Linked DNA regions of Homo sapiens: region 1 is linked to region 2. The links are chromatin loops, found by intact Hi-C in ENCODE. Cell type or tissue: left ventricle myocardium inferior. All regions are shown on one strand. Links, peaks and the distances in the headings refer to the core of each region. The heading gives the core; the rest is flanking DNA.

Region 1 (9,501 bases), core at 562-8,561, 820 kb after region 2:
CATGTTTACTGTTGCTCTGAAGAGAGAGGCTGCAGGGCACATACTCGAGACCCAGCCCTAGGCTGTGGGCAGGACAAACCCAGCAGCTGACTGAGGAGGGTCATTTCTGACATTGGGAAGACATCGGGTCTAGCTGACTCTTACTGTTTCCAAGCATGGCACTATATCAGTTGGCCAAGAGTCGGCTCAAGTGGAGGGAAGACAAAAAGGCCACCTTTCTGCACTAATTAGTCTGTTTTGTCTAGTTATCTTGGTTCTACTCACAACTGCATCAGATTTCATATGATAGGTTGTACCACATGAAACTGCGGACATCTGATCATTTTTGACTTAAAAAAATGGCAATTTTGTATAAGACAACTTAATAATAGTCGTTCTTACATAGTACCCCAAGTACTAGCATCCTAGTCTTTCAACTTTAAGAGTGAGGTGAGAATCCTACCAAGCTCTTTCATTAATTCAGTAGTGAAGCATTTATGGGTGGCAAGGGGATGAAAGCATGATAAGGTGCATGGGCTGTACCTGGGCAGAAAGAGGAGGGAGACAACACTTGTGCCATGTGGCGATGGCGCTGCCTCCTCCAATACTGTCTTGTGGTTGAAAAAAGCCTTCAAATTTATGTTGCTTGACATCCATAGGTTATTATGAAACTAGTAATAAAGATACAAAATTAAACTTAATGAAAACATACAGAGCCCTTCCCATGCACATTCTCTTAAGTGCCAGAGTAGATATAAGGACGGAACAGAGATCCTAACCCCAGGGCATTTTTATTTATTCAACAAATATCTTCAAGCATCTACTATGTGCTATGATCTGGCCTAAGTGCTTAGGGACACTTCAGTGTTCAAAATGGAACAAAATCCCCATCCTTGTGGAACAGTCTAGCAGAGAAGACAGACAATAAACAACAAGCAAAAAATAATAATTATGAAAAATGAACAGGGCAGTCAAGGGGATCCGGACTGGAGTGGGGCTGCCTTTTTAAAAGGGTGTTTAGGAGTAGGCCTCACTGAGAAGGTGAGAGTTGAGCAAAGACTTGAGGGAGGTCAGGGGTCAGCCATGCTGATATTTGTGGGAAGAGTATTTCTGGCAGAGGAAATCACTAGCTGGAAGGCCCTAAAGTAAGAGCACCCCAGGAATGTTCAAGAAACAAGAGGGAGGTCTGTGTGATTGAAACTTAGGGTACAGTGTAGTCCCTATTAGTGACCACATCATATGAGAACATTCAGACTCTTGTTAGGTTCAACCAGAGGAAAGGGCAGTCATGTGACTGTAAAAGGCTAGAAAGCATTCTTTAAAAGTTAACAAAATGGCAGTCTATCGGAAGCAGTGTGCAATCACAGGATAGCAATCTATAAATACAGGAGAGCCACAAGAATTAGATGCATGGGCTGGGTGCAGTGGCTCACGCCTGTAATCCCAGCACTTTGGGAGGCCAAGGTGGGCAGGTCACCTGAGGTCAGGAGTTCGAGACCAGACTGGCCAATATGGTGAACCCCCTCTCTACCAAAAATACAAAACTTAGCTGGACGTGGTGGCAGGTGCCTGTAAACCCAGCTACTCAGGAGGCTGAGGCAAGAGAATTGCTTGAACCTGGGAGGCAGAGGTTGCAGTGAGCCTACATTGTGCCATTGCACTCCAGCCTGGGCAACAGAGAAAGACCCCATCTCAAAAACAAAAAACAAACAAACAAAAAAAGACAAAAGAATTAGGTGCACAGAGCCAGGGAGCTGGGGCCACAGAGAGGGTCTGGAACACTGCCCAGAAAAAGCCATCTGGGGAAGGGGTAGAGGCTCCTCAGCACAAGACCAAGAAATACAACCAAATCTGAGGAAAAGGGAGATCACGGGGAAAGGGGGGCTGGCAAAGGTATAAACCCATAGAGTAAAGTGTAAAGAAAAAAGAAGAGAAGCAGTGTTAGAGACCTGCTGGTCCACTGGCTTGCAGATTGGAGCCCTTAGTAGAAGAGTAAGCTTGATTGTTTTCAAGTGTAAATTACTCAAGCTGAGCTGCTGCTGCCTATCAGAGAACAGAGGACTGGCCACGACCCTGGGGAAGAACCACAGGACTTATGTCTCCCCACAGCCTTGGCTTGCCTTCTTCTCAGATTTGTATTCCTGGGTACAGGTTTACACTTCCACCCCCTCCCCAAAAGAAGACCGCCTCAGGCAGTCGTGTGCCTGCTGCTGGTCAAGATCCACCTCAAAGGCTCTTTAAGCAACCCAGTCCTCCAGGTCTTCCCAAGTCATCTATGTCTCTATGAAGTGTGAATTGATCCAGTAACTCGTAGGAGGCATGTAACTGTGGTTGGAAGACCAAACACCCTACCCTCAACGCATATCTCACCCCCACCCCTAGAAAGAGGTTCAGGAGGAGAAAGGCCTCAGTGCACACATCTAATTAAGCACTCACAGGCAGGTGTTAATTTCAAGATTTCAATATGATGTATCGTTTCAGGAAGCTGCCACTGAAGGTGATAGCCCTACCACTTAAGTTGATAGCTCTGTAAAGAGTCCATTTAGATTCTTTTTCTAGTTAGGCCTGTGGTAAAGGTAAGGGCAAGAGGGGTCTTAGACTAGAGGTAAAAAAAAGAACAAAAACACTGCATAATTATATGAAGTCCTGACTCCATTGTGGAGAGCTGGCCTTGCCAGTTGTAGTGGCTGGCAGTAGGAAAATGGCTCAAAGAAGTACAGAAACTTTTTTCAAAGGGTAGTCCTTAGGATTGCATCAGAATCGCTTGGAGTGTTTATTATAATTCACATTATAAGGCCCTGCCCAGCTTTCCAAAACCAAAATTCCTTGGATGAGGGCCCAAGAATTTAAATTTTAACAAGCTCCAGTAATGCTCCTAATACATGTTTCATTTAAAAACAACTGGTGTAAATTGTAGTATTTGAGTGATTAATGTTGGTCTTTGGGAAGTGTGTTTGTGTGTGTGTGTGTAAACTTGTTTGATCCAATAGTTCATCTGCGTTTGAAAGAATGAGAGGCAGATGGGTAACTCACAACTCAAAATGAATGGGATTTAGCTTGCCTATATCTGCCCTGAGCAATTCCGGAGGACAGGGAATGTCAAAATCTTTCCCTGCCAGTGGAGGGCATGTATGTGCAAACACAAACAGATGTGTACCTCTCTCTTTCTCTCTCTCACATGTGTGTGCACGCACACACGCAGTGTGCCTGGGTGGACTGTCCTGGCTGATGTCTTGAGCATGATTCCGTAATGGAAACTCAGACTTGCAAATAGGTCCAGCTGCCAGAAAGGATGTGAATCCCAGGCTGCTGTAAGATTGCCTGAATGTTGTCAGGGCCATTGGCATAGTGGACATTAGAGAAAGAGGTATCCTTATAGAGGAAAGCAGACTAAGCCAAGAAATAAGATTAAGAAATGCAGATGTCAGTGAATGCTCTCCCTGTGAATATTTTAACATCTGGGGTGCTTTTGTCACAGGCTAAGGGAAAAATCAAGATTTTTCTGTTTCTGTAAGAGACTCAACTCTTCAGTCGAGGATGGTGTACCTCAGGGCTTGGGGAGAGGTACTATGGAGAATGAAGGTGAGGAAGTTAGGGATGTGTGGCCACCCCAAATCCACTCCTCACTAACAAGCATCCTGGCAGAAAACACACATGTTATTATTGAGAGAGCTGTGTCCAAGAGTTCTGCAAAGCTGACAGTACCAAAGTGAAGGGCAGCCTGTAGCAGGGCTGATAGAGACGGGAGGAGACACAGCCAGACCAGTGTCAGGCAAGACAAAGACACCTCCTTCTCAACCATCACACACACAGTGAGCTGTGGTTCTCGAATTTTTACAACCATACCCACTGTATGAAATACATCTTGTATTGCACACCAATACATATATTAAAGTAAAAGTCTAATAAAATAACAGTAATCCTCACTCAGTGCAAACACACAAGATCAATATCTGATGTTTTGGAGATGACTTTTTACTAGGAAAAAAGTCTGGTTGCCAGGAAAGATGGGAATCCCAAGGCCAGAACTCCGCCTGATACCTGTTGTTCTTTACTGGTTGAATTCACTTCATTAAGATAAACGCTACTCGACTCACCTAATTAATTTCCTGAGTATACACAAACTCTATACTGGAGAAAAGAGACCTTCAAATGAAGAAGGAAAACTAGTTCATGGGTTCCATTTTACTCATATTATGTCCCTTGGGTAAACTGACTCATTTGATTAAATAATGAAAAGTTATTGACTGAAATCTGGACCAGGGGAGCTTATTCTTCCAGATGCGACACTGAGGCCCTTCCTTCCAAAATCTTCTCTAGTTTCCTCCAGCTGAATTGAATACATTCTTCTTCCTTGGACCTGGGGTTCTACCTTCTTAGTAACACTAATGTATGAATAGTTTTCAATTCGTAAAGTCTTTGTCTTTCTCACTAAATCATAAGCTCCTAGAACAGGTTTAGTGCCTTATTAATTTCTTCCTACCCAGAGTCTGGATGCTTAAGGTTGTTTGTTGACTGTTGAGTCTATTTGTGGGAAGGTTCGCTGGATTGAATTTGGTTGACTAGAACCAAAGTCTTATATGTCAAAGATGTGGGCTCATTACTGAAGGCACTCATGCTGGCTAGGAGGCAGAACAGTGATGCAGCCAGTGTCATGTGCCTAGACTGGAATCCCGTCCCTCCTTCTACTCACATTCATGTAACTTGGGCGGGTAACTTACTTGTGGAGTTTCAGAAGATACTGAGAGCAATTATCTCATAAGTTTATTGTGAGAATTAAATGCAATAATCCACAGGAAGTGTCTGGCACATAGTAAGTATTCAATAAATCTTAGGGATTATTGTTTTCACTTTCCTCTGTGGCCTCTTGTGAGAGTTAACAGCCACGATGAAAGTCAGCATGCAACAGGATATCACCACCCCAGGGTGCAAGAAAACTAGGCATGGACTTCACTTTATCAATTTGAAAGTAATTGATCTTTAGTATAGGACAATAACCTGCTGATCAACCACACTTATGGCAGCATTTTGGTGATTTCTGTCTTCAGGTTATTTGGAGATGGACTAAAACCGCACTGTCCAATACAGTCACCATTAGTCATACATAGCTATTGAGCACTTGAAATGTGGCTAGTCCAGGCAGTCACAGCGACTCACGCCTGTAATCCCAGCACTTTGGGAGGCCGAGGTGGGATGATCACGAGGTCAGGAGATCGAGACCTTCCTGGCTAACACGGCGAAACCCCATCTCTACTAAAAATACAAAAAATTAGCCAGGTGTGGTGGCAGGCGCCTGTAGTCCCAGCTATTAGGGAGGCTGAGGCAGGAGAATGGCATGAACCTGGGAGGCGGAGCTTGCAGTGAGCCAAGGTCGCGCCACTGCACTCCAGCCTGCGTGGCAGAGCGAGACTCCTTGTCAAAAAAAAAAAAAGGAAATGTGGTTAGTCCAAATTGAAACGTATTCAATGTGAGATACCCCAGAGTTTGGAGATGTAATTTTTAAAAAGAATGTAAAATTTCTTACTAATAATTTTATATTGATTACATATTGAAATAATTTACCTATAAAGGGTTAAATAAAATATTATTAAAGTCAATTTCATTAGTTACTTTTAACTTTTTAATGTAGCCATTTTACTGCATTATGTATGTGGCTTGCATTATATTCTGTAGGTCAGCAAGGGTGTCAGAGTTGGGCACATACTGTACCCTTCCATCATGTTTCAGGTGCATGGTTCTTAAAAAGCAATCATCCTCCAAAACCCCTCTATACAGTTCTCCTCCCACAGATCCAACTGCATTCCCTCTAGTATATGTTTTTCCAATCAGTGATTGGCAACTTATTCCTAGCATATTCTTATTTAAAGGTGTCTTGCTTTCCACGTGTTAGGAATAGTGCATGATCAGATTCTATTTATCATACTGATGATCCGGCTAATTGTATAGAATACAGTCAATAAATGGTTGAAAATATTGTTTTTGTACTTCATTCAACAGGTAAGTAAATAATAAGTAATAAGCATCAAATAAGAGCAAGCACCATGTTTGATGCTATGCTATGGGTAATGCAGTGATGAATATAAGGCAGTGTTGCTTTCAAATAGCTTAGCATACATAATATAACCTAAGTTTTGCTCTTTGCTATGCCATCCCCACATATCTCTTGAATCCCTTTCTAGCAGTTCTCCACCTTGTACCAGATGCCTCAGTAGTACCAAACTACCAATGCAATCCTGACCTTACCATCCTATTCTACTGGAAGCTTTACCTTGTTAGTTCCTCTGCCTGAAATGCTCATTCCTCCCACCCTTGTCCTCTAAATTGAACGTATTTCCCTGACTCAGTGTTTCATGCCTTCCTCTGAGAAGTCACTCCCAACCCTCCAGCCAAAGCAGCAATGGCCACTCCATTCTTCATGCAACTAGCAGGCTTTACAATATAGTTCTATTGTTGATCTATCACACCCGATCGCAATTGTTTACTGGCTATTTCTCTTACTGGTTATAAATAATTTACAAACCACATGTATATTTAGAGTAATTGGATGTTGATTTCATACTTAAAGACCATACACCCAGAAAACCCATGTACTTCTACCATCCATTCCCTAACTGATAAGCCAGAGAACGAAATGTATGTAACCATGATTTCTTTTGGAGGATAAGTCTGATATAGGAAGGAGAGAAAATTAATTTTTTTTTTTGAGACAGAGTTTAGCTCTTATTGCTCAGGCTGGAGTGCAATGGCATGATCTCAGCTCACCGCAACCTCCGCCTCCCGGGTTCAAGCAATTCTCCTGCCTCAGCCTCCCGAGTAGCTGGGATTACAGGCATGTGCCACCACACCCAGCTAATTTTGGATCTTTTTAGTAGAGATGGGGTTTCTCCATGTTGGTCAGGCTGTTCTGAAACTCCTGACCTCAGGTGATCTGCCTGCCTCGGCCTCCCAAAGTGCTGGCATTACAGGCATGAGCCACCATGCCTGGACTGAGAAAATTAATTTTAACATGAACTTATATGACAACATTTTCATAATCAGGCCATATCCCTTGCCAGGACATCTCTGGTGTAAAGGGATGGAATGGTACTTGATCACATATGTGTTCATCAATCAATTTAGTGCAACTTTCTGATTTAGATGTTTTGAAAGCTAGGAAGTTTTGGCACTGTCTAACCACAGTTGCAAAAGACCCCTATGGGGTTGAAACAAACTGCTCACAGAATGGCAGAGTTAGAAAGCTTTTCCGATTCATTTACTTGAACTTCAAGAGCTTCCCTAAGTGGAGCTGTGCTGACCAGCAAGTGTTATCCTGCTTGACAAAGTCAAATTCATGAATGAGTGAAGGCAGCAATGCCCATCAACAACACATGCAGAGTGTCTGGTATGCAGTGGGAGCTCAATACATGTTGTTGAAAGAAAGAATGAATGAGTATCTCTGCAGAAGATCAGGACTGACTTTTATAAGTTGAGAATGTCCATTGCTCATGCTGTGGCAGTAGTATCAAATAACTGCTTTATAAGCATATTTTCTGAGAGAGTTGCAGAAAGGGTAAGAGAAAGACAAAACTATGGAATGGTTCTTGTCCTCAGAGGCCAAAACAAAGTCAAAGGGAGACACGATGTTCTCGGAGCTATGCAAATATCTCTTCTTTGTCCTATTTCAGTAGGGAAATGAGTTATGAGGATCTTATTCAGTTAATTTCATTTCTTTAAATTTCTCACCCTATATTAATTAGCTGATAGAACCCTTATGGTGTGATGTGTGTTTAGAGCCATTGTAGAATGCACATTTTCACCGAAATCTGTTTTATGGGACTTGTTAGCACGGATATTATTTAGCTAAATAGCTCTTAATGATTTCTTCAGAGTCTGCTGCATCAGTTGGGTAATTCATTTTATAGTTGGGGACTTAAAAAATTCTATTTTTTAACCTACTCAGCCCTAGTGACCTGTCTCTATACCAAGGAGGATAATGGGGTAACACTGTGTTCAGAAGAGATTTAAAATAATACTTGATTCATCCATAAAGGAGTAATGAAAATTTTCCTGAGTGTAGTATTATTCTATTTCAAAGAGTCTTAAAAAAATATTACTTTTTCAAACAAATTGCTTCAAGGAAAAAGAAGAAATCTGAATTCCATCAAATATCTGGCTTTTTTGAAAATAATCTGTTGAATTCAAATAACTGAGGGTTGATGTGAATTTGTTTGCACAAATCAGTTAGTTGGTGCACCTGGGAGCAACTGGACTCAGGTTCTGAAAGGCCCATCCGGTGAGTTCGATTGCAGTCAAGTCACTTGACTTGTTAGTCAGTGACTAACAGATCAAGGGTTTCGTGTTGCTGCAGGCAATGCCATAAAATGTCACAGAAGAACTCCCCAGCATCTCAGGGCTGGGGCAGCTGTGGCAGTGGCTCTGTGATGTCAGCAGCAGTGTTCTCATAGGGCGGTTCATTTTGCTTGTGAAATGCAAATACTCGAATGATGACAGATGGGGCTGGGAAGAAGTGTTTTGTTTTTTTTAAAATAATTCTATAGTTCCATCAAATGTTCTGGTCTTAGGCAAAGGAGAGACTTGAATGTGGCATATATTGGAACCCCATGGTGGTCAAGAGATGTTTCTTTGTAGGGTTCTTTTTCATGTACACTTCAAGATGAAATTAAATCTCTCTGAAAATAAATCCCAAGAATCATGTCTGATAACATAAAACCCATCAACAGTTCTTGCTTAGACCTCAGAACACCCATTTTAAGTATAGAGTCTACTTGGTTTTCTGGAAGGAAACCAGATCTGTGCACTTGGCGGTACTTTTGTCCAGAGTGCTGACAACCTTAGACCCATTACAGGAAGCTAGATCCTACTTTTGGAGCCAACAGCCATTTTTCCTTTTTCAGTTGGTTCTGATAGAATATGTGCAGAGTACCCACTGCCACAGAGTAGAGTGGTTAGCAGCCCAGGAAAGAAATAGAAATTGAATCAAATTCCCATTTCTGCCACTTACAAGTTCTGTGAACTTAGACAAGTTATTTAACTTCTTTAATGCAAATTTACTCATTTGCAAAATGAGGATAATAATATCTAATTCACAGGGCTGCAGTGAGGATTATGTGAGATAACATATATGAAATGCTTAGTGAAGTGTTGCTTACGTTGTAAGTGCTGAAAACCATTATCAGCCTTTAGCAGGGTCTTACCTAAGCTCTGGGGGAAAAGCTGGGTTTTCATGATGGCAATGAGGGCAAAGGCTATGTATGTAGTTACCACTAAATATTCTCACACGAAAAGAATATATAAATAGCTTCATCTGCTTTTTCTAGAACAGAGATTGGCAAACTTTTTCTATAAAGGTTCAGATGGTAAATATTTTAGGATCGTAGCTATATAATTTCTCTTGCAACTTTGTCATAGTAGCATGAAGGCAGCCATAGACAATATGTAAACAAAGGAGTGTGACTGTGTCCCCATAAAACTTTGTGTACAACCCAGGCAGCCAGCTGGACTTGATAGTTTGCCAACCTCTAT
Region 2 (9,501 bases), core at 809-8,808:
TACCTCACTTAAAATCCCAACAAATATTTGAAACTTTAGTCAGAAAACACAGTGGTTCATGTCTGGTTTTGTTTTGGAAATTTAATTTTTTTTTTTTGACATTTCTGTGAAGTTACTTTTTATAAAGGGAACTCATTTTAGAGGCAAGGGCCTAGGCTAAGAGTGGGAACCCAGGCTCTTTCTTTATTAGCTGGGAGTGGCTGGCTACACTCTGATGAGTCTGTTTCCTAATACAGTAAACAAGACAGAAGGACAGATGATCCACTACAACACTTAAATTTCAAGAATTTTGCATTAATAAAAGACAGATGGAAAATTAACCCCTGGGTAATCTCAAGTTCAATTTTTTTTTTTTTTTTTTGAGATGGAGTCTCGCTCTGTTGCCTAGGCTGGAGTGCAGTGGTGTGATCTCAGCTCACTGCAAGCTCTGCCTCCCGGGTTCACACCATTCTCCTGCCTCAGCCTCCCAAGTAGCTGGGACTACCAGAGCCGCCACCACAGCCGGCTAATTTTTGTAGTTTTAGTAGAGATAGGGTTTCACCTTGTCAACCAGGATGGTCTCGATCTCTTGACCTCGTGATCTGCCCACCTTGGTCTCCCAAAGTGCTGGGATTACAGGTGTGAGCCACCGCACCCAGCCTCAAGTTCAATTCTTATATCTGCCTTCTAGAAAAAAATCTATAATATTCAAATTGAGGAACTTTTTTTCCTACCTTATTTTAAAAGTTCTATACAGGTCAGGAAAGAAAAATCAACCATATAAGAGCAGTAACCCACAATTTTGATAGTTATGCATTATACAATAGTCGTGAGCTATTGCCTAACATTTTTTTGAAAAGGATTAATTTTAAATTAAGCACAACCCACAAACTAGAATTGGACAGCCAATGATTGCAACTCAAAATCATTGCTAGTATCATTGAACAGCAAACAGCCAGCTTATCACAAACAGCTATGCCTCATATTATAGACTAGATAGATATATTCTTAAAAAGCAAGCTTTAAAGAAAATTTAAGTAAATCAAATTTGATTTTTCGCATTGATTTCCATTTAGTTATAAAAGCCAGAATGAATAAATATCTTCTACTTGAGTATTGGTCACAACTAACTTCCCTCTCGATGTTTTTCAGATGTTTCATTCAACAAATATATGTTCCTGACACTATTTTATGTACCATAAATTTTAGTTTCATGTCTGCATTTGCGGGAAGACAAAAGTAAGAAGTCCTCATCTCAGGCACTTTCTATTTTTTATTTCTCATCACTGCCTGTTTTGTTTTTATTGTTGTTCTTGTTTTTTTGTTTTGTTGGGAGTGAGGGTGGTCTCTTTTTTATAATTGTATATCACAGCTTTCTAAGGGTTCCTCATGGAATATTTATATATATATATGTATGTTATATATGTATACATATATGTATTTCTTGTAAAATAAGCCTTTCTTACCCTCAGCTTACAATATCTTCAAGACAACATGATTATATCCAATAATTATTGACATCCTTTCCAACTTTTGTACCCAAGACCTTAATCTGTCAATATAGGTTTATTTAAATACAAGACTGAGCCCCATAGCCACAGCCTAGGTACTGCTTCACCAAAATATGTTCCTAAAAGGATGCTTAGAAAACCCATCCAGTAATGACAGTTTATTTCTAATGCTACGTCAATTTATTTTTCCAAACAGGTTCTCATACTCTGTGGTACCCTCACAGTAGCTCCGGGAGGTTGGGCAGGTCTGTTTAACCACGTTTGGAAGACAAGGAAGAAACCTGAGATAAAAGGGAGCGAGATAAATGTCCTCGTGTCATATAGTAAGCTGACTTGAAGAAAAGATCATGGAAACACCTTGTCCAGTGGCTGGTGTCAGCAGAAGGTCAGTAAGCATTAGCTGAATCTTCACAGCTGCCTTAGCACCTCACTTTATGTCCCCATGACACCTTTGGAGTTACGTGTATATGTCTGTGAGTGAGTGTGTGTATAGAGCGCTGATGTGTTTTTTCTTATCAAAAAGCCAAAGTGATATTTATGATCAGACCATGATTTAGAAAAGATACATTTGACCCATATCCAGTTCCAGAACTGAAGTAATTTCTTTGATCATCTACCTTTAATTACTACATTTTCATATCACCTCAACTCTCACAGTGGCATTGACAGGGAACGCTGGAGTTGCATTCCTGGTTGCCATCGGAGACAAGCCACCCTGTCTGGAGGATGCCTCTCATAACGTTATTTTTTACTCCATCTCATAAAGCCTGTTCTGTATAAATATATTTTAATTAATTAATAAACAGGATGTAATGAATTCTGGCAGGGTGACATTTGAGCACAAAGTGAGGGGCTTAGGCAGATCCTGACATGTGTTAGCCAGGAAAACACCCCACACACATATATACACACACATACACACTCTCTCACACACACTCATGCTCAAAAAGAGTCTTTTTATTCATTGGAGATACTATGTAATAAGGAGTTTCAGAAGGTTAATTTGACATTTGAGAGGAACTAGGCAAGAAATACAGAGGTACAGCAGAGGCAAATGTTCCGCAAGAGTTGGTTATGCTCAATAGTGGTGCATCTATATTTTAGAACTAAAAACACTAGACAACACTAGAACTGATTGTTTCTAGTAAACCTAAAATGGCTCATAAATAAATCCACTTTTTGAGAAAAGAGTTTTATTGTTTCTTACCAGAGTGTTCTCTAGTAAACCCTATCTTGGTATTCAGTGATAGGAATATGGGGACTTACTTGGCACATTGGTGTATTCAATAAATATTAGTTGCATCTTCATAGAATCAACATTTCCTAAAGCACATCAATCTTGATTTTGAAGATCTTGAATGTCCCCACTGTAGCAATTCTTGTCCTCAAGGTGTGCATATGTGAAATGTTCTGGATACATAGTTGGTAATTCAGCTCAATATTGGTAAACTATTTGGTATAAAATCTAGATAAGAAAAATTGCTTTTATTGTTGGAGAACCTTCCTTATTACTTCTCTATGTACTTTAAAAGTTTATTTTTTCCATAAGAAAAACTCTTTCATATTTTAAATTTCAATTTAGATATTCCTCTACTTCAGCTTGTAATACTACATACTGTAATTACACTTCCTTCCTCCCTAGCTATACTCTGAGCTCCTCTATGGAAGAGTCTGTCTTACTCATTTTGTTTCCTTATTGTCTGAATATCAAATGTTCCTGACATGTTTATCAAATGAATGAAAATTTAATCTCAATTGTATTTTTCAGGTCAGCATTATTACTTGAACTCTTGCATTCAAATTTCCTCCTGTTATTTAAGAAGGCTTTAGAAATATTGTCAGCCTTAAGCAAAATTAAAAAACGAGTGATGTATCTTGAGTCCCTTCCATCAACCTTTCTATTCCTCACCCAAGGCCTGTTATCTAACCTGGTTTCTCATCACTTAGTTTTCTAAAGTGCTTAGGATGCTGCCCTTTAGCCATAAAAATGCTCCTCCGAACTCCGTGCTGTATTACTTCCCAAACATTAACACCACTGGCACCAAAAGTGATGCAGGGGTGTGACTGAGGGCAGATCACTTCCTCTGTGAACCTCAGTTCTCTCCTCTGCAAAAGGTAAGTAACAACTCTGTTGCCAAGAGTTCCATTCTTTTGAGTTGAACCAAACATTTACATTCCTGGATTGTCCTGGCAGAACAAGTTTAGGCCATTAACCTAACCATGGTCTGCTTTCAGCTTTTTGCATATGGAAAATCATACATATTAAAAAAAAGCCTATATATATATATACACACACACACACACACACACACACACATATATATATAATTAATGATTATCCTGCAGCCAACTTTACTTACATAGAATTTCAAGACCGTAATCTGCTATCTTTTCCAAAGTCCTTGTTTCCAACAGATTTGTTAAATGCTTAAAAGAATGGCCATCTGGCCATCACATATTAAGCGCCACAAAAGTATTGACTAAATACAATTGACTTCAAAACTTTGAATAGCCTATATTCAGATACATATGATACATATGAGAATTAATATTTATAATAAAAGTTACCTAATCATAATACAGAAAATTTGGAAACCAGAAAAAGAAGGAAAATCATTGAATTTCATCACTATTAATATTTTATATTATTCCTTAATATTTTTCTGAAATATTATAGACAGAGAAAACAAGATTATCATGATCTTCACTGCCACCATGTAGAGCACAATGTAAGTGCTTCACTGTGATTATTTCATATAATTCTCACAATCTACTTATGAAGTAGATACTATTAAATTTCCCATTTCATCCTTAGTCTGATTTCAGAGCCTGGGTATTTGACCACTGTAATAATTGTGGCAGAGACAAAGTATTTTCCCCCATAAAAATCTGTGTTTGCCTTCCTTAATGTAGCATTATTGTTGCAAAGCAGCCTTCCAGCGAGCAAAGCCACATTCTCCAATGCACTTGTCCAGGTGGGATCGTGTAGCTAGTTCTTGCCCATAGAATTTGATTAGGAGGGGGTTGTGTCACTTCAGGCCTGAGGTGAGCAGTAGGTGTCGCTTTCGGTCTTGCCTTTCATTTCATTGAGGTGAAACTAATGAACCCCATGGTCCTGGAGGAGATGGTGGAGTTATGGAATAGAAGGAGCTTGAATCCCTGAATCACCTAGAAGGTTCTCCTCCAAGCACCAGCATTGAACTACTGTGAACTTGTATGAGTGAGAAATGACCTTTTATTATAAAACCACTGAAATGTCAGAGTTTGTCTATTATTTTCATTAATACCTTAAATAATACACTAATACTATATACTGACATACACTTCCAAGAAGGTACATTTGTAAACATACTGATATCCAAGCTTTCAAATTACTTTCTAAATTTTACATCATTTATGAGCATTAGACCCATAATATTGTATGATTTCTATTTCTATTAATTTAAATATTTGAAAAATAGCAAAGCATGCCACACAGTTGTATTGTAATTTCTTATTGGTAGACTTCTGTGTTATTTAGTTTTTGTCAATAACTATGAAACCATGGTCTGTTTGACATCCTCTTTTATATATTGTTTTCTATGTAAGAATTAAGTAATTACAAATATTCCTACAAGTGAGATTACTGTCCCAAAGTTTGTGAACATTAGTGTATACAAATTTATTTCAAAATATTTTTTACCAATTTTTTTTTGCAAATAACAATGCACTAGATTGTGTGTCTTATAACTTACCAGGACTGAATAATATTTTAAAAAACTATTTTCAAGCTTAATAAAGAAAAATGACAAATTGATGTTTTGATTTGACTTAATATGCTTACTAGTGGGTTTATTTTCTTACTCCTCATATGTCCTACTAGTGACAGGGTGAATATATTTAGTATCTGTCATTTCCTTTGATCCTTAGCTAGACAGATATGTATATGTTGATAAACTTGATTAAATGTAGAGGACTCAAACAACAACAAAAAATTAACCCTATAGCCGTGTGTTTGGAGGATATCACACAATGTATAAGCAGAAAATTAAAAGTCTCAGTTTGGCATTACTGAAGGAGAAAGAGAGATGTAAGTGGAAATAGCCTATATAAATATGGAAGAGTCCATCTCTGTGGAGCTAGATCCCCCATTGTAGGAACTGAAGTTATCTTTCAGGATTTACACAAGAGGATAACCAATACTCAATATATTGGCCATTTCACATTGCCACTATCTAGAATGCCAGCTGTTACATTCAATGAGCCCACTATCTTTTAAGGGACTAGAACAGAAAGCAGAAAGCAAAGAAATGAAGACATTAGAAATACCAAATGTATCTCCCATTACCTAGATAATTTTAATGACAGTTCCATTTTGGCCACATTTATTCCAATAACTGTCATATTTTCCCACTTCATTTGGCTCTATAGACATAATCATAGATATAAAGATGCATTTTTAAAGTGGGGGTGGGAGGAGGGAAACACCACTGTATTCCATGTATAAAAGAACTTATCCTTACTGTCCATTAGAAGACACTACAATGCTGATTTAAATTAAACTTAGGTCAACTGGTTGCCTAGTAGTAAGAACTAACCTCATATCCATCTAAATATAAATCTTAGTTGGTATTTATTTCAAAGGTTTGTTAGTTTATTTCAGGGGTGTTTAGTGGCTTTGGCATTCCTTTCAATAAGGCATACAGAAATTGTTCTTTATGTTATCAACTGCATTTATTCTTTCTCAAATATTAAAGCTAAATATTCTAGAAAATCCAAATTTCTTTATTCAGCCCAGTGATATGGTTTGGCTCTGTGTCCCTACACAAATCTCTTGTTGAATTGTGATTCCTAGTGTTGGAGGAAGGACCTGGTGGGAAGTGATTGAATAATGTGGGCATATGTCCCCCTTGCTGCTCTTGTGATAGAGTTCTCAAGAGATCTGGTTGTTTGAGGGTGTGTGGAACCTTCCCCTTCTCTCTCTCTCTCTCTCTTTCTCCCTCTCTCTCTCCTGCCAGCCATGTGAAGACATGCTTGCTTCCCCTTCACCTTCCACCATGACTGTAAGTTTTCTGAGGCCTCCCCAGTCATGCCTCTTGTACAACCTGTGGATCTGCATATCAATTAAACCTCTTTTCTTTATAAATTACCCAGTCCCAGGTACTTATTTATAGCAGTGTGAGAACAGACTAATTTATCCAGCATAATTGTTAAAGCAAAGAAGCTCTGATAGTTTATTTTCTGTTAAACGGAATTACGTAAAGGAGACAATGCAAGTCTCTACATGCTGAAACTGAATATGATTAGAATTATGGTTAAAATTCTGTCAATTAATTACAAATAATTCAAGAATTTTAACCCAAATCACATTACTCACAACTCGATATTTATACTAATTCTACTAGGTATCATTTGAATCATTTGCAAAACAGTAAAGGAAGAAAATAACTGAATGACTTGTACTTATTAGAGATTGTTCACATAAATATAAATGACCAGTTGACAAATCATTGATTTTTCACCCTTGTTCATGTTGCCCAAGACAATTAACATAAAAGCAGATGAACCCGTACTACAGTAATTCTAACTTATTAAATGTCATTAGAACGTCATTTATCAGGAAAAAAAAACAATACTCCCAAATCATTTTTGCTGGATTTCATTTTAGAGATTTTTAAAAAGCATTTATCATAATTTCAAAATGCAGGAGATCCATTAAGGCAGGGATACTATCATTCTTCCTGTCTACTGGAATATAGGGACCTGCATGTTCTTTGGCTTGTGGCATGTGTGTAGTAATTATTTGCTGGATTTTTAAATATTGCTGATATTCGATCTCTCATTTTAGTTCTAAGTAGAACCACAAAACTTCAGAGCTCAGAAGGCTGAATTTTATCTTATACTCGAAATTTTAGAACACATTTCAAAACTACATAACACCTCACCAACTCCAATACAATGAACCTATTTCTTTGCACGTCATTAGGAAAATGTCACATCTCAAAGCTTCAAAGGACTTTGTGTAATAAATTTATTTCCTGAGCATGCTTTTGTGTTTTTTAAAGATTCAAGCTCAAGTTAAAGATTTGACTTATTATAATTAAAAGAAAAAGGAATATATGTTATTTCAATGCAAAGATCTAGAGAAAAATCTGTGCATCCAAATCAGCCATAATAAAAGAATGAAATCATGTTTTTCACAGAAGCATAATAAATGGAACTGGAGGCCATCGTCTTAAATGAAATAACTCAGAAATACAAATAGCATATATTCTCACTTATAGGTGGGAGCTACATAACGTGTACACATAGACATAAAGTGAGGAATAATAGACACGGAAGACTCTGAAGGGTAGGAGAATGGGAGGAGGGTGAGGGATGAGAAATTACTTAAGGTAAACAGTGTATACTTTTTGGGTGATGGTTACACTAAAAGCCCAGACTTTACCACTACACAATATATCCATGTATCTGCACTCGTACCTCTAAATTTGTTCAAATTTTTAAAATATAATAAATATTTACCTATTGTAAAAGATAATAACATTTTTTTGTGTGGTGGACTTTAGAAATAAGATTACACTTTCAGGTGGAACTGAAGCTGAAACCCAGCTCTTCTGCTTATTTCAAGTTCTCTACCCTTTTGAAAACCCATTTTCTTCATCTACAAAGTGATACACTAATCCCTACTTCACATGGTTGTGATAATTAAATGAAATAATGCATGTAAGACACTAGCACAGTGTTTGGCAAGTAGAACAACCTCTACCGTTATGAACTGAATTTTTGTGTTTCCCCCAAAATCATATGTTGAAATCTTAATCCCCAATGTGATGCTATTTGGAGACGGGGCTTTGGGAGGTAATTAGGGTTAGGTTAGGCCATGAGGGTGGGACCCTCATGATGAAATTAGTGGTCTTTCAAGAAGAGGAAGAAAGTGTTCTCTCTCTCTCTCTCTCGCCCCCCCCCTCCTACCCCCTATCTTCACCAAGGAATAGTCATGTGAGGACCAGAGAGAAGGCAGCCATCTTCAAGCCAGGAAGAGAGACCTCATCAGAGCTCAACAATGGCAGTGCCTTGACTTTGGACTTCCAGCCTCCAGAACTGTGAGAAGATAAATTTCTCTTGTTTCAGCCACCCAGTCTATGGCATTTTACTGTGGTAGCCCAAGATGACTAGGACACCTACCATTCAACACTCTTTAAATGCTCAGGGGCAGTTCTTCATGAAGGCAGGTAACTCAATAAACTCTAAAGTCTGCTCCAAGCCATAGACTTTTGATTGTCTACTGTGAACTGTCCAGTTGAATTCCCACAGGGTGACTTGATCAACTTTCCAATCATGCTTATCCTGTCAGCTTTGAACTGACCCATGACATTTCAGATTGGAAGTAAAAAGTCTAGATCTTAAAGTATATTCTTTATATTAACCACTTCTTTTGAATAAATCTAAATACTACCGAAAATTTTATACATGTAACATAAAATAATCATGACAAATATAACATAAAATCGTTTTAAAGTTTAATTTTAAGGTAATTCTTCACTGGGAAAATTCAAGCTATTTTGATGTTTTAGGAACTATGTCAAGATAATCAGAAACCCATTATTTGGATGAAACAAACAGGAGAGTATTATTAGCTACAAGGGATCTATACAAAATAACTCTGCTTTTAGTTCCATCACTGTGGAATTTGGAGAACTTTTATAGCATTCTGTGGGATGTTGTCAATTGTTTTGATAGTTTACAGAAAGAATACTGATGCATGCAGGTGTGTGTATACCAGATACAGAGGTGTTGGCAGCCAGACTATTTTACTGTGGAATAACTCTGTGATCACTTCTTGGTCTGCTACAGAACAAACCAAAATAAGAGTTCTCTCCTCACTTCTTCATGCTTGTGTAACCGTCCAGAAAGAGCGTGACCATGTAGGATGTCATTAGGCCCAGTTTTCATCCCTGTTAAATTGCAGGCCGCAGTTCTCTGTAGCTTCAGGAGGGTCAGGCTGCTGTAATGTTTAAGGGACATTAAG

The links. Hi-C counts contacts between places; a loop is a spot of excess contacts. Peaks named below come from ENCODE experiments on the same cell type or tissue, not always from the same donor. Only the 100,000 strongest peaks of a DNase experiment are listed, where the experiment ranks them.
Region 1: it touches region 2 in a loop (3.0-fold over the local background); 7 of 110 quality-filtered maps call a loop at or near these places.

Annotation. Positions count from the first base shown.
Region 1 is chr1:165,060,557-165,070,057 of GRCh38, forward strand. No RefSeq gene overlaps it. Among named protein-coding and RNA genes, the nearest start is that of LMX1A-AS2, 140 kb to the right of the region's middle. In left ventricle myocardium inferior, for the core only: no CTCF peak of the experiment used is centred there; no DNase peak of the experiment used is centred there; H3K27ac peaks cover 1,515 bases.
Region 2 is chr1:164,235,739-164,245,239 of GRCh38, forward strand. No RefSeq gene overlaps it. Among named protein-coding and RNA genes, the nearest start is that of PBX1, 320 kb to the right of the region's middle. RefSeq lists an enhancer at 1,140-1,309. In left ventricle myocardium inferior, for the core only: a CTCF peak has its summit at 4,528 (motif pointing right); no DNase peak of the experiment used is centred there.